Regions from separate parts of the Mus musculus genome. Here region 1 is linked to region 2. Evidence: chromatin contacts called from ENCODE Hi-C or POLR2A ChIA-PET data. All regions are on one chromosome and are shown on one strand. Each heading gives the region's core, a stretch centred on a gene start or an enhancer-like site at or near the end of the contact. The rest is flanking DNA. Distances are from core to core; before and after follow the strand shown.

The links. Hi-C counts contacts between places; a loop is a spot of excess contacts on that map. ChIA-PET counts read pairs that join two places held with the same protein, here RNA polymerase II (POLR2A).
Region 1: a loop to region 2 is called in a map of heart, with 2.9 times the contacts of the local background. The contact joins two enhancer-like sites. A Hi-C loop is called at or near these places in 7 of 37 maps with a recorded cell type or tissue (CH12.LX, T-helper 1 cell, T-helper 17 cell and 2 more). POLR2A ChIA-PET finds 5 or more read pairs at or near these places in 1 of 5 experiments (Patski).

The regions. Positions count from the first base shown.
Region 1 is chr11:94,913,228-94,919,244 of GRCm38, forward strand. No RefSeq gene overlaps it. Among named protein-coding and RNA genes, the nearest start is that of Gm46293, 18 kb to the right of the region's middle. Within about 2 kb of position 2,703, at least 2 of the 3 ENCODE cell types and tissues checked have a DNase peak (open chromatin) inside an H3K27ac peak, as active enhancers do; they include gastrocnemius and heart, where a contact is called at or near this core.
Region 2 is chr11:94,871,660-94,877,060 of GRCm38, forward strand. It overlaps A430060F13Rik. Among named protein-coding and RNA genes, the nearest start is that of Gm11544, 25 kb to the left of the region's middle. Within about 2 kb of position 2,140, at least 3 of the 3 ENCODE cell types and tissues checked have a DNase peak (open chromatin) inside an H3K27ac peak, as active enhancers do; they include gastrocnemius and heart, where a contact is called at or near this core.

The DNA.
Region 1 (6,017 bases), core at 1,453-3,952, 42 kb after region 2:
AAGAAAGATAAGATGGTAACAAGAGCTTGTAAGGGGGTGTGTATGGGAGAAAAAGGCCCTGTATATATTCTGGCAGCCAGGGAGTGGGGTGATTTAGACACCTTAGCGTTCATTCTTTTTGATTCCACAAAAGCTATCCAGATTGTATTTGGGGGAACCAGCCTTCTCAGCCCACATGCTGCTAGCGTGGGCCTCTGCCCAGATCAGTCAGTGTTCTTCATCTGCTTGGCTGAGGTCACTGGTCAAGAAAGGAACACATGACTTAAGTCAGCTCAATGTGGGTCAATCTTTGGGATTTAATTTTTTTCCTTTCTGAAATGATTGTGAAAGAGGTTTTGTTTTTCTCCTGGGATTGTTAAACTCTTAGAAAATAGGCTAAGGAGGCTGCCTGAGGACCTCCCTCGTGAAGCCAAACTGGGCTGACAAAAGCCATCGCTATGGAGAAAGGCAAGTCCAAGAAAGGGAGAAAGCACTTCACAATTACCTCCCAGCCCTCTGAGCCTGGAGCTCTGGTCTTTCTGGCAAAATAAGCCAAATAGCTTTAATTTTCTGCTTAAGCCACTTTGAGCTGGGCTATTGGCACTTGTGGCAGAAGGAATCATGACTAATATTAGGAAATGCCTAATTCCACTGGGCTGGAGTTCAGAGGATGAGAGGGAGGGGAATTATAGCCACAGCCAGACTTGGCAGGGCCCCTGGCCATCAGGAGCCAGTGTGGGTTCCTGCTCCTCCCTCCCCCAGAGGAGGTTTATGAAGGTGCTGTGGGAGACAGGGAGAGAGCAGGTGGCAGGCCACGGCACGCAGAACCCCAGAGTGCCTGCTCAAAGTTTAGTTGTAAGATTATACCTGGTCAATTCTCCCCTGGAACAGCTCGCTGTCCAGTCCACAGCCCAATGGCTACACTCTTGGCACAGCCTGAGCAGAGACACCTAGGCCTGGTCCACTCTTCCCTCCATCTCTGTGATGACCAGGCATTAAATTTCTCCTCCTTGTCTAGGATTACAAAGCTTAGGGTCACCAGTCCGTGCAGCTTAACTGAAGGGCGACCCCTGGACGGGATCATCCCCACTGTACAGAAGTGGAAAGTAAGGCTGGGGAGGTCCGTGGTCTCCAGGCTATTTGGTGACACTGCCAGGTGACTAGAAAACAGGGCTCCTCCCTGAAAGCCCAGAATTCATTATAGGGTCTTTTGATTGGGGTATTTCTGAGATGGGGTGTAGATAGCACAGTAGAGTGTGTACATGTGGGAACACGGGTGGATGGGTGTGTGTGTGTGTCTATGCTCACTCTCACACACCAGCGTGCACAGACATTTCATTGCATAATCTCTCTCTCTCTCTCTCTCTCTCTCTCTCTCTATATATATATATATATATATATATATATATATATACACACAATACATATATATTTAAAAAAAAAAAAAACAGAATCTCTTACTGAAACTGTATCTCACTGATTGGCCAGACAGGCTGGCCAGCTACTCTGGGCATTCTACCTTTTTCTGCTCTCTTCTCTGCCCAAGGCCTTTAATGCTCATGGAAAAGGCACAGAGCCATCTCTCGGTCACCTTGTTTGCTTGGTTTTGTTTGTTTGGTTGGTTGGTTTTGTTGTTGTTTTGGGTTGTTTGTTTGTTTGTTTGCTTGCCTGCTTGCTTGCTTGCTTTGAGATGAAGTCTCATGAGACCCAGCCTGGCCATCAAACTAACCATGTAGCCAAAGATGACCTTGAACTCCTGATCCTCCTGCCTCTACCTCCCAAGTCTCTCCTTAGATCTGAGAGCTCTTTGGCCTGAGTCAGAAGCACAGGGACCCGTGAGTCCCTGGGAGAGGGAAGGGGAATGAGAAGGATTTGGGCTCAGGATGCTAACTGGGGCCAGGCAGGGGAGAAGGGTCCCAGGAGGAAACAGGAGGCTACACTTCTGCCACTGGACTAGCTACGAAGGCCCTTACATTTTCATAAAACCAAAGGATCGTTCTCGCCATTTTAGAGATAGAACAAATGAGGGTGGTACAGAGAAGGAAAGAAACTTGCCCAAGATCACGTGGCAGAGAAAAGGGAGGCTGGGATTTGAAATGGAGACCTGAGGGCAGAGCCTAAACAGTCCTCCAGTATTCTCTGAGCATTCAAAACCCACTAGGCAAGATGCTAGAAGAGACAGGAACAGGATGCAAGAGCTCCTCCAGGGCTCCCAGCACCATCTGCCCCTCCCCCTATGGTTATTATTTTCCATTTATTATATATTTAGTAGTATGTATTTTTATTTTAAATTTAGCATTTACATTTTAAAATATTTATAAATAAATATTTAATTATATATTTAATTAAAATGTATTTGCATCATCTCCCCTTCCTCCTTTACTTCTACTAAAACCTCCCCTTCTCCCCAGCCCCGCCCCCACCTCATTCCCCATTATCAGCCAGCCAACAGCACAGTGAGACCTGCTTGTGGGAGAACCTGGTGTGAGGTGGGCAGAAGTGGGATCTCAGAAGAGTCTCTGAAACATCCTGAGAGTTAGGGGAGGCAGAGCATTGAGGTGGCACTGGAAGCAGCAGCAGGAGACAGGGGAAGGGACTGTCTCTGCAATGCTGCTCTGGAGCAGGGTCCGTGCTGGGCAGGACACACCCAGGCAGGCCTTGCGCCACCAGGGAGGGCGGGCCAGCTGCATTGGCAGGCCACCAGTGCTCTGCAGGACGTGGCACCCGCACTGCCTCCAGCAACAGGACCTGAGGGACAGCTGGGGGTTGGGTCCCTTTGGGAGACAGGACCACTATGCAAGGGACCAAAAGCTCACAGAGTAGAGACCAGACACCTCAGGAAGACCACCAGGCTGTCGAGGATGGCGGGGGGGGGGGGGGGGGGACGACGGGAGGGGGAAAGAAATGGGGGAGTGCGGGGGAGGGGCGGTGCTGGGAGAGGAGTGGAGAGGGAGATAATAACGTCTGGCATTCGCAGAGACCGAGGAGCAGAATATGGAGGCCATAGCTTGGATGAGTGCCCATGATGAAGTTTTTTTGATCGTAGAACTAGAAAGCCCCTTTCATGCCCAGCTGTGGTGGGAGTCAAATTCGTTAGGATGGAGCCTGTGTTGCCCCTTAACAGCAGCTGGGCAAAAGGCAGGTGGCTTAACTTCTCTGGACTTCAGTGTCCTCACCTCTAGAGTGCAGCTAAGGACTCCAGTAACCAGAAGGGTTTGGCTGTGAAGATCGTGAGGATGCAATTGTTAACTTGTGGAGGCTGTTATGTGAAGGACAGAGGCTGGAGGAGGGAGCCTTAAAACACCTTAGACAGAAGGTGGCCGGCTTTAGGGAGAAACACTGGACTGGGGTCCTCAAGTCAAACAGGCCGTGCCCTGTAGCTCCTCTGCCTCTTGAGTAAGCCCCTCCCACTAGCTGCCAGAGACTCGCAGAAGCCAGGGTGAGTGTGGGCCCAGCTGCCACAGTGTGGCTGGGTACAGTGAGTCAGGCAGGCTGGAAGAGCCATTAGGAGTCCTCAGGATTTCCTTATCACTGTGGAATGCAGCCCAGGAAGTCAGCTGGAAAGCTCTTTCTCACACCTTTTAGAAGAGCATGCATGTAGCTGGGACAGCCATGAACTCCTGAGGTGGCTGAGGCTGGCCTTGATGTCCTGATCCTTGCACGCTTTTCCAGCTGGCTTTTCAGGCTTTTTTTCTCTTCTTCCTTTCTCCCCACCCCCACCCCAGGACCCACTCTCCTCTTTAGCTCAGACTGACCTGGAACTCTCTGAAGACCCAGATGGCCTGAACCTCAAAAGAGATCTGCGTGTCTCTGCCTCCTGAGCGCTTGGGTTTAAAGCGGTGGGCTACCACTTCGTTTCTCACATTCCCTAGCCAGCATTAAACTCACACACCGACCACCAAGTTTTAGACAACTTTAGAAGCATTTATTTCCAAAATAATAATAATAAAAAAATTGCAGCGTTGTAAAAGCAACGAGGGATAATTACCCCAAATTAACTAGAGGGACACAGCGGTTACAAGGAAGCAGAAGGGTTTTCAAATCCTGTCTGTCGCTTTCTTTTCTTATTCCTATTTGTACTGAATTAGAAAACCCCAAACCACAATTATAGGTCATTAGAAATGGCAGTAAATATTAGTGGCTCTGTCAGATGGCTTTGGATTTGGACCGCATCCATCTCTGAGGACTGTCCACCTTCAGCCCTCAAGCATCCAAGGTCAGAAGATGCCAGGTTTTCTAAAGACTAAGGCCTAAGCTGTCTACTGCAGCTTCCCAAGAACAGCACGCAGAGCAGCAGCCTGTTCTTTGCTTGAATTTGACTCTGGAAAGAATTCTTTAAGTTCTGATGTAATGTTTGGATGTGGTTTTTAAATAGTCTTAATAATATGTCATTGATTCCAGTCTCCTGGTCTGAAACAGAACTCTGCAAATGGGGAGGGAGATATGAGCCCCCCATTATGGAACAGCAACGTTACAGTTTGGGTTTGGGACATTCTGCTGTGCTTTGGGTTATAGCTCAATTAGAGCTATACTTAGCAGAGCATGCGTGAAACCCTGGGTTCAACCCCCCCCCCCCATGCAAACCATAAAGAAAATCGGTCCACTAACATAAATGCAACAGTAAATCTGTAATAGATTGGTAATGCCTGGGCAGTTCCGCTGGTGACTATGTTGCTGCTATCTGCTTAGGCCGCTCACAACTGTGGACGTGGTGATCTTGAGTAGCCCTATGAAAACATGAAGTCATGGGTTTATTTCCTCACTCTTCCAGGGGTGGGACTGGCTCACAGCTACAGTTTCCACTATTTCCTTGAACTCCTACTGGGGAGGATTTAGATTGCACCTTTCATGACTGAGTTCAAAACATAATAGTGTCAGGCCGTCAAGATGGCTCAGGTACATGCTGCCAACCCAGACCACCCAGGTTCACTAACAGGAACCCACGGGGTTATTGTCTGCCCTCCACACTTGTGCCCTCACATGAGTAGACAAACACACACGCTCACACACACAAAATATAGAAATGTAAAAAAAAAATTAAAACAGCAATAGTAAAGATGTGGCGGCACATGTGTGTAAGCCTCGCACTCGGAAGGCAAAAGCAGGAGGATCATAGATTCCAGGCTAGCCTGAGCTACACAGTGAGTTTCAAGGCAGCCTGAGCTACATTTCAATAAACAATAAAAAGAGAGCAATAAAAAAGACAAGCAGTTTCTCTCTTATCTGATAATCTGGAAAACAGTAGCCCAAGACTGGGGAAATACTTTTTCCTTGCCTGATTTGCTCAGAGACCCAGACTCCTTTCATCTTGTGTTTTGGCTACCCAAAGCTTCTGTTTTCATCTGCAGGCTCCACGATGGCTGACCACTAAATGGTGCTAAGCAGTAATGGGAGGGAGCTGGAGAGGAATGCCAGGCCCCCTTCCTATAAGACCCTGAAAGCCACACATTATAGATGACATCCCACTGGCCACCTAGTCACAGTGACCACATCCAGCAGAAAGTGCGGAAGGGAAACGTAGTTTTTATAATTCTAGGTTGTCGTCTGTCCTGCTAAAATCAAGAATACTAATTTTATGAAGAGAAGAAGTGAAGGGGACTGGGGATCTTGGGAGACCCTAGCCACCAGCTTACACTAACAGACACCAAAGAACAATCAGGAAACAGACACACATTGGCTCTTACGTGTGGTCTCTTTCATCCCTGGAGGAGTGACCCTCCCTAGGCTGTGACATCCAAAGCAACTTATCAACTCATATCATGATTCAAAAATGATCACTGAACAAAGAGTCCTTTTTGTACCTGAAGCGTGGTGATGAACCAAACATTTTGAAACACTGTTCTCTTATTTGAACTACACATGTGCCAAATGTGTCTGGACTCTGCCCACCACTGATGTCTAACCAACTTGAGGCTTGGTCCCACTGGAGATGGTTTTAAAAAGATGAGATGCAGATATTTGTTCATTCAAGCACGATGACACATGCCTGTCCTTCCAGCATTTAGGCAAAGGCAGGATTGTGAGTGACAAGCCAATCT
Region 2 (5,401 bases), core at 890-3,389:
TTCTTGTCCCCCAACAGCACGTTGAAGCTTATGAACCCTTCTCTTAGTAAAGTAACACCCCAGAAATTGAGATATTCTAAGGGTGTTTGGGGGAACAACTGCTGACCCACCTTCTAGGATGGGTAGAGGGGCCAGCCCGGTCCTGCCAGTGGGGCCAGGGTCTTAGTCTCCTTCCCAACAACATTCATTTGACTATGGAAGCCCACTAGCCCTTCTTCCTGAATGATAGACACAGGGTGGGGGGTGGACTACGTGAGTTTTGGAGTTGACCCCAAGTCAGAGCTGCCAGTCTGTGGAACAAGATAGAGAGGTAGGGCTAACCGCCTGAAACTGTCCGTGCAGAGAGCTTATTACCCTAATGACTGGGTTAGGGGGTCTCTACTAATGCTCACCTTCCTTAGCAGGGGTGGGGGGCAGAAAAGACATTTTGGGGACTATTATACTTCCAAAGTTTAGGTTTCTGGGGCCCAGACCTGAGGGCAGTGTTCAGGAAGTGGATGGTGGTGGCAAGAGGAGACATTTTTTTTTTTTTTTTTTTTTTTTTTTTTTTTTTTTGGTTTTTCGAGACAGGTTTTTTGGTTTTCTCTGTCCTGGAGCTCACTTTGTAGACCAGGCTGGCCTCGAACTCAGAAATCTGCCTGCCTCTGCCTCCCGAGTGTTGAGATTAAAGGTGTGCGCCACCGCGCCCGGCTAAGAGGAGACTTTTGAGCTAATGGGCTTTGGCTGTCTGGGGTGGCAGATGAAACAGAAGTACCAAGATGTCAGCTTCAGAAGCTGAGCTAAAACTGGGTTGAGGGTCTAGAGACCTCCAGTCTCCTCCATCTGGGTCTTCATCCACTCCCACAACCTCGGTTTCTGCTCCGTGCTCCCCTTATTCCTTGAGGTAGGCGCCTGGGGCCATAAAGAAACAAGGAATTTGAGATTCCTAGATTCTTCACTTTTCAGCTCTATTCTTACCCCTTGAAAGAGGCTTCTACTGTACCCTGTCTGTATGATGTCTTACAACAATCCATGATGTGGCTGGGGCTTGCGGTTACATTTACAAGAATTTCCAAGTCCCAAAGAAGCTGGGAGCTAAAAAAAAAAAAAAAAAAAAGCAGGCCCTCTGAGGGCTGGGCACATTGAAGAGAGAGTCTCTTAATGGTCTGGGGCTGTGAGTTAAGTTTGGACCAGGGAACAGCCTGGGAACATCCAGGAAAGAAACCAGGAAGTCAAAAATAAATAAATAAATAAAATAAAAATGAGGGCGAGAAGGGGCGGAGGAAGGAGGAAAGAGGTGGGTGGAGAACGCATTCTTCCTGCGATCCTGGCTTCGCAGAGTAGCCACATCATCTGGCTCCCAATTGAGGACAGACTTGGCTTCAGTTGTGTGCACGCACACATGTGACGGCGCGTGCGTCGGAGTACATACGTGTGCACGTGCTGTGTGCACCCAGCCAGCGTCTGTGCTGACGTGGCCGCGCCCCTCACCCTAGCCCAGCCTCCTTATCTCCAAGTTGGCTCCAGGAACCCCCCTCTCAGCAGTGGTCCTGTTAACGCCTCCCTCTCCAGTGTTAGCGCCTAGCCGCTGGGCTCCCTCCCTCTGCCCCTGAGGGCCTCCAGGGAGACCCAGTGGCTCGCAGCCCAGGTTTTGCCTTCTGATTCTACTTTAGCTTTTATTTTTTTGACGCTAGGTTCTCCTTCTAGCCTGTAAGTCCCCTGCCCTCTCAGTCCTTGCCTGGACCATGTAGAAAAGGTTTTTACAGAGCAAGGTAGCCTGGGAAGGGAAATTAGTTCTTTCACAGTTAATGGTCCTTTTCTTCCAAACTGAGGACAACATATTAGGGTGCAAAGTGACTCCTAGCAACCTTTCCTGCCTGGAGAATAGAGGGGGGCTCAGGGAGGCACATACAACTTAAGAAGAAAATGTTCTAGGGACCAAAGTTATAGGACTTTGTCCTTGTCATAGCCCCAAAGGCGCGCGCGCGGGGGGGGGGGTAAGGGGGGCGGTGGCGATGGGGTTGGGGTGTAGATAGAAATGACCCTTCCCGATCATTGCTTCAAGTCTGATCCAGCCGGCTGATACTGAGTGGGACAGGGTGGTCCTGTGCCGGGAGCCAGGTTGTCAGGCGTCCAGGACCTCAGGTTTCCTTTACCGAAGGGCCCCTTTCCTTCAGGCTTTGAAGTGTCTGCTAGGTTAGTGGAGGATGTTTGGCTTGGGGCCTTGGGCCAGAATAAACTCCCTCTGCCTGCCTCTGCCTTCTGAGCCAAACCACTGCCTCCTTACCGCCAGGCTCCTGCCTCTCCCAGCCCTGGGTCTGGGCTCCTCCAAAGGCTGCTTGCACGGTCTATCCAAGCCATGGACACTCTTACTGCGACTGGGGAGAGTCCCTATGGGCAGGATGGCTTATCATTCCTCCAGTCTGGCACTGGGTGCCTGCATGCTTGAAAGAGCAGCCCACTCTTGGCAGGGGTGGGGGTAGGGGTTGGGGTGGGGGTGGGCTGTAAGAAGCAAGACCCCATTGCCAGTAGAGGACAGGATGCGATGCAGTGGGGAGCCGGGGTGCCTCTGTGAGCAGCCTGAGTAGGCTGCAGTGCCTCCAAATGGGTCAACTCCAGATGTGGGATGACTCACGCTGGATGGGGTGGGCAGTCGAGGTGGGGGTGTGAGGCCCAAAGTCGCTTTCAGCTGCTGTTCCCTGTCCTCTAGAGCAACCCCCCTCCCTGCCTCACCCCCCCCCACAATGTGCAGCCTAGCACACCCTACTACATGCTCAGAGATGAAATGAGAAAAAGCCTTTGGACACATCACCGCCAAGGGTCAGAGAAGGAGAAGGGGCGTGGCAATAGGGGAGGTGGAAGGGAGGAGTGAGAAGGAAGGGGTTGGGAGAAGCCCAGGGTAAAAAATGCTGGCCTCCCTTGGGCCTGCTTCAGAACTGTAGCACTGTATGGGGCGGGGAGGGGGGCGGGGGGGGGGAGGAGCACGACAAAAGAATAGATATTGGGGTCTAAGTATGTGGGTATGAAGGGCTTCGTGGTTGCAGGGGAAGAGCCACATTGAATGAGTACCTTATGTCTGCTGGGGTTTGTGAACCTTTGTGCTGCTTAGATTGTGCGTGTCAGGGAAGAGGAGCAGAATCTTGGTCCATTTGGTGAAGTTGACATAGGAAGACAGTGGTCACTGGCTTCAGTGGGCAGAGGGTTGCGACACGTGTGTTTAAGCCAAGTCACTGTACTTCCAGGCATTGAAGTTGGACTCCTCCCCTAGGGTGTGAGAGGCAGAGGAACCCAGGTGCTATAGAGAGGGCTCCAAAGACCTAGGTTCCCATCTGCCAAGCAGCACCCAGCCTCCTGGAACTATGGCATCTTTCATAGCGCCCAGCAGGCGGAGCGGTCCAGTCAGGTAGCTGGAGACCCCAAGCCTGAGGCTGGCACACTACACGCTGCAATGCTGGTGTGCTGCAGCTGGATACAGCACCATCTGCCCTCCTGCCTCGGCAGAGTTGCCGTCCTGGTCTCCTCCTTGGCTTCCAGGTGGGTCTGTTGACAAGAGTTGCCAGACTACTCCCTGGAGAGGTCCACCTGTGCCAGCCACCCGGGCCAGGGTAAACAAGGCACTAAGTGTCTGGGCGGGTGCCTGGCAGGCTGGGCACACAGCTCTGCTCCAGCCTGGCTGGACTGCATCCTCTCATCAAATGACAGGTCTGATGCCCCAGGCCCATAAATTGTGTTTTCTGGTTAAGTGGAGAGGCATGGGGGCTGTTAAGCAGACGGATAATCAAGTTGAATAAGGAGAAAACATGTCACCTCCAGGGGCGGGGGTTGGGGGGGCTCTGATGACTGTCTCCCTTGATGTAGGGTTTCTGGCTTCTTAGAGTAGACATGGTTGATTCCTCTAGTCTTCCAATAGATGCCAACTTATAACATACTCACTTGTACTCTCATACAGTTTCGTGCTCACTACTGCACGCACACATGCAGCCCGAAGCTCCTTTCGTAGTATTGGACCCTTCTGCTCCAAGCATCCTCAGTGGCTGAGATCCTGCCAGTTGCTATGTCGTGAGCCCTCTTTTTACAGTGAGGGGATGAAGCCAGAGAGGTTGAGCCTTATCTCCTAAATCACCCATGAGGTCTGAACTTAGATGTAGGCATCGTTCCTGTAACGCCACCATGTAAGTCCCATTGGTCCCCAGTCTCTGTCCCTTCTCCTCACAACATGGGCTAGAAAAGGCTCTTTGAGCTTGCCCTGCCTTTGGGACTTCGTGTCCCTCTCTACCCTCCATAGTGTGTGCCGTAAGGGAGAACACGGAGAGTTAAGGCTGGCTCTGGAGGAGTCAGGCCTTGGAGGGGCAGAAAGGAGGGGCATGATCAGGACACAAGTTGCCTACCACAAGGGAACAAAAGATCTAGCCAAGTAGGAAGAATAAAAGGAAGTCTACCACTCCTTAGCCTCCAAGAATGGGAGCAGGTACTGCCCCAGTTTGCCCAAGGCTGGAGAGACAGTGAGGGCCTAAGGGGAGAAGCACTCTAAGGCCCTCTACCCCTTCAAGTCTAGACAGGCTAAGAGCATGAGAGAGTGTTAGCAGTCGTGGGTAAGTCTCCCAGGCACATAGATGTCATGAGGGTATGGCGGAGTTCTTACCCAATCCTTGCTCCATTCCCAATTTGTCGTTATCCTGTTCCAGTGATACATGGAGACATCTCTCGCTCCCATATCTCTCCCCCCCCCTTCCCCTCACTGGTTAGAGCAACAGCCCAGGAGTTAGGGCCACTGCAGCTTATGTTCCCAAGATCGAAGACAGCTTTGTCCAGAAAGGCCTTGGCCGAATTCACGATCTCAAAATAGCTATGCCAGCTTGCCCTGTCCTTTTCTCAGAGCTCCCCAGAGCTCCTCTGTGTCTAGGGTCCTTGAAGTCAGAACACCAACCTTGCCAGATGGTGTGGGAAGGGGTACAGTCAGGTCTGCTACCTTGGTGACCAGTGGCTGAAGTCAGATCACACCGTGCGTGCGTGTGTGTGTGTGTGTGTGTGTGTGTGTGTGTGTGTGTGTGTGTTTTAAGTTGCAGCACTCAGGGAACCTGAAGCCTGGAACCCATCTCTGGAAGACCACCCTATGTTCAATTTGCTTGTCTGGGACTAGCCAGATCTATCCCAAGGCCCGATGTTATCATTAACAGTGCCCTAAAGTAGCCTGCTTAGGCCATAAATTATCCTCAGCCCAGCAGACAGGTAGGTCACAACCCCCATTCCCTTGGTCTCTGGGAGGAGCTATGGAGCCTGCTTGGGCCTCACCCAAGCATAATAGGGCCAGACAGCAAAAAGGGGGAGCTGGAGCTATATAAACAAGCCTATGGGGGGAGGCCCTCCAGCCCTGGGTAGAGCTGGGCTGCCTGCTGGCCAGGGAGGAAGAATTGTGGTTGCC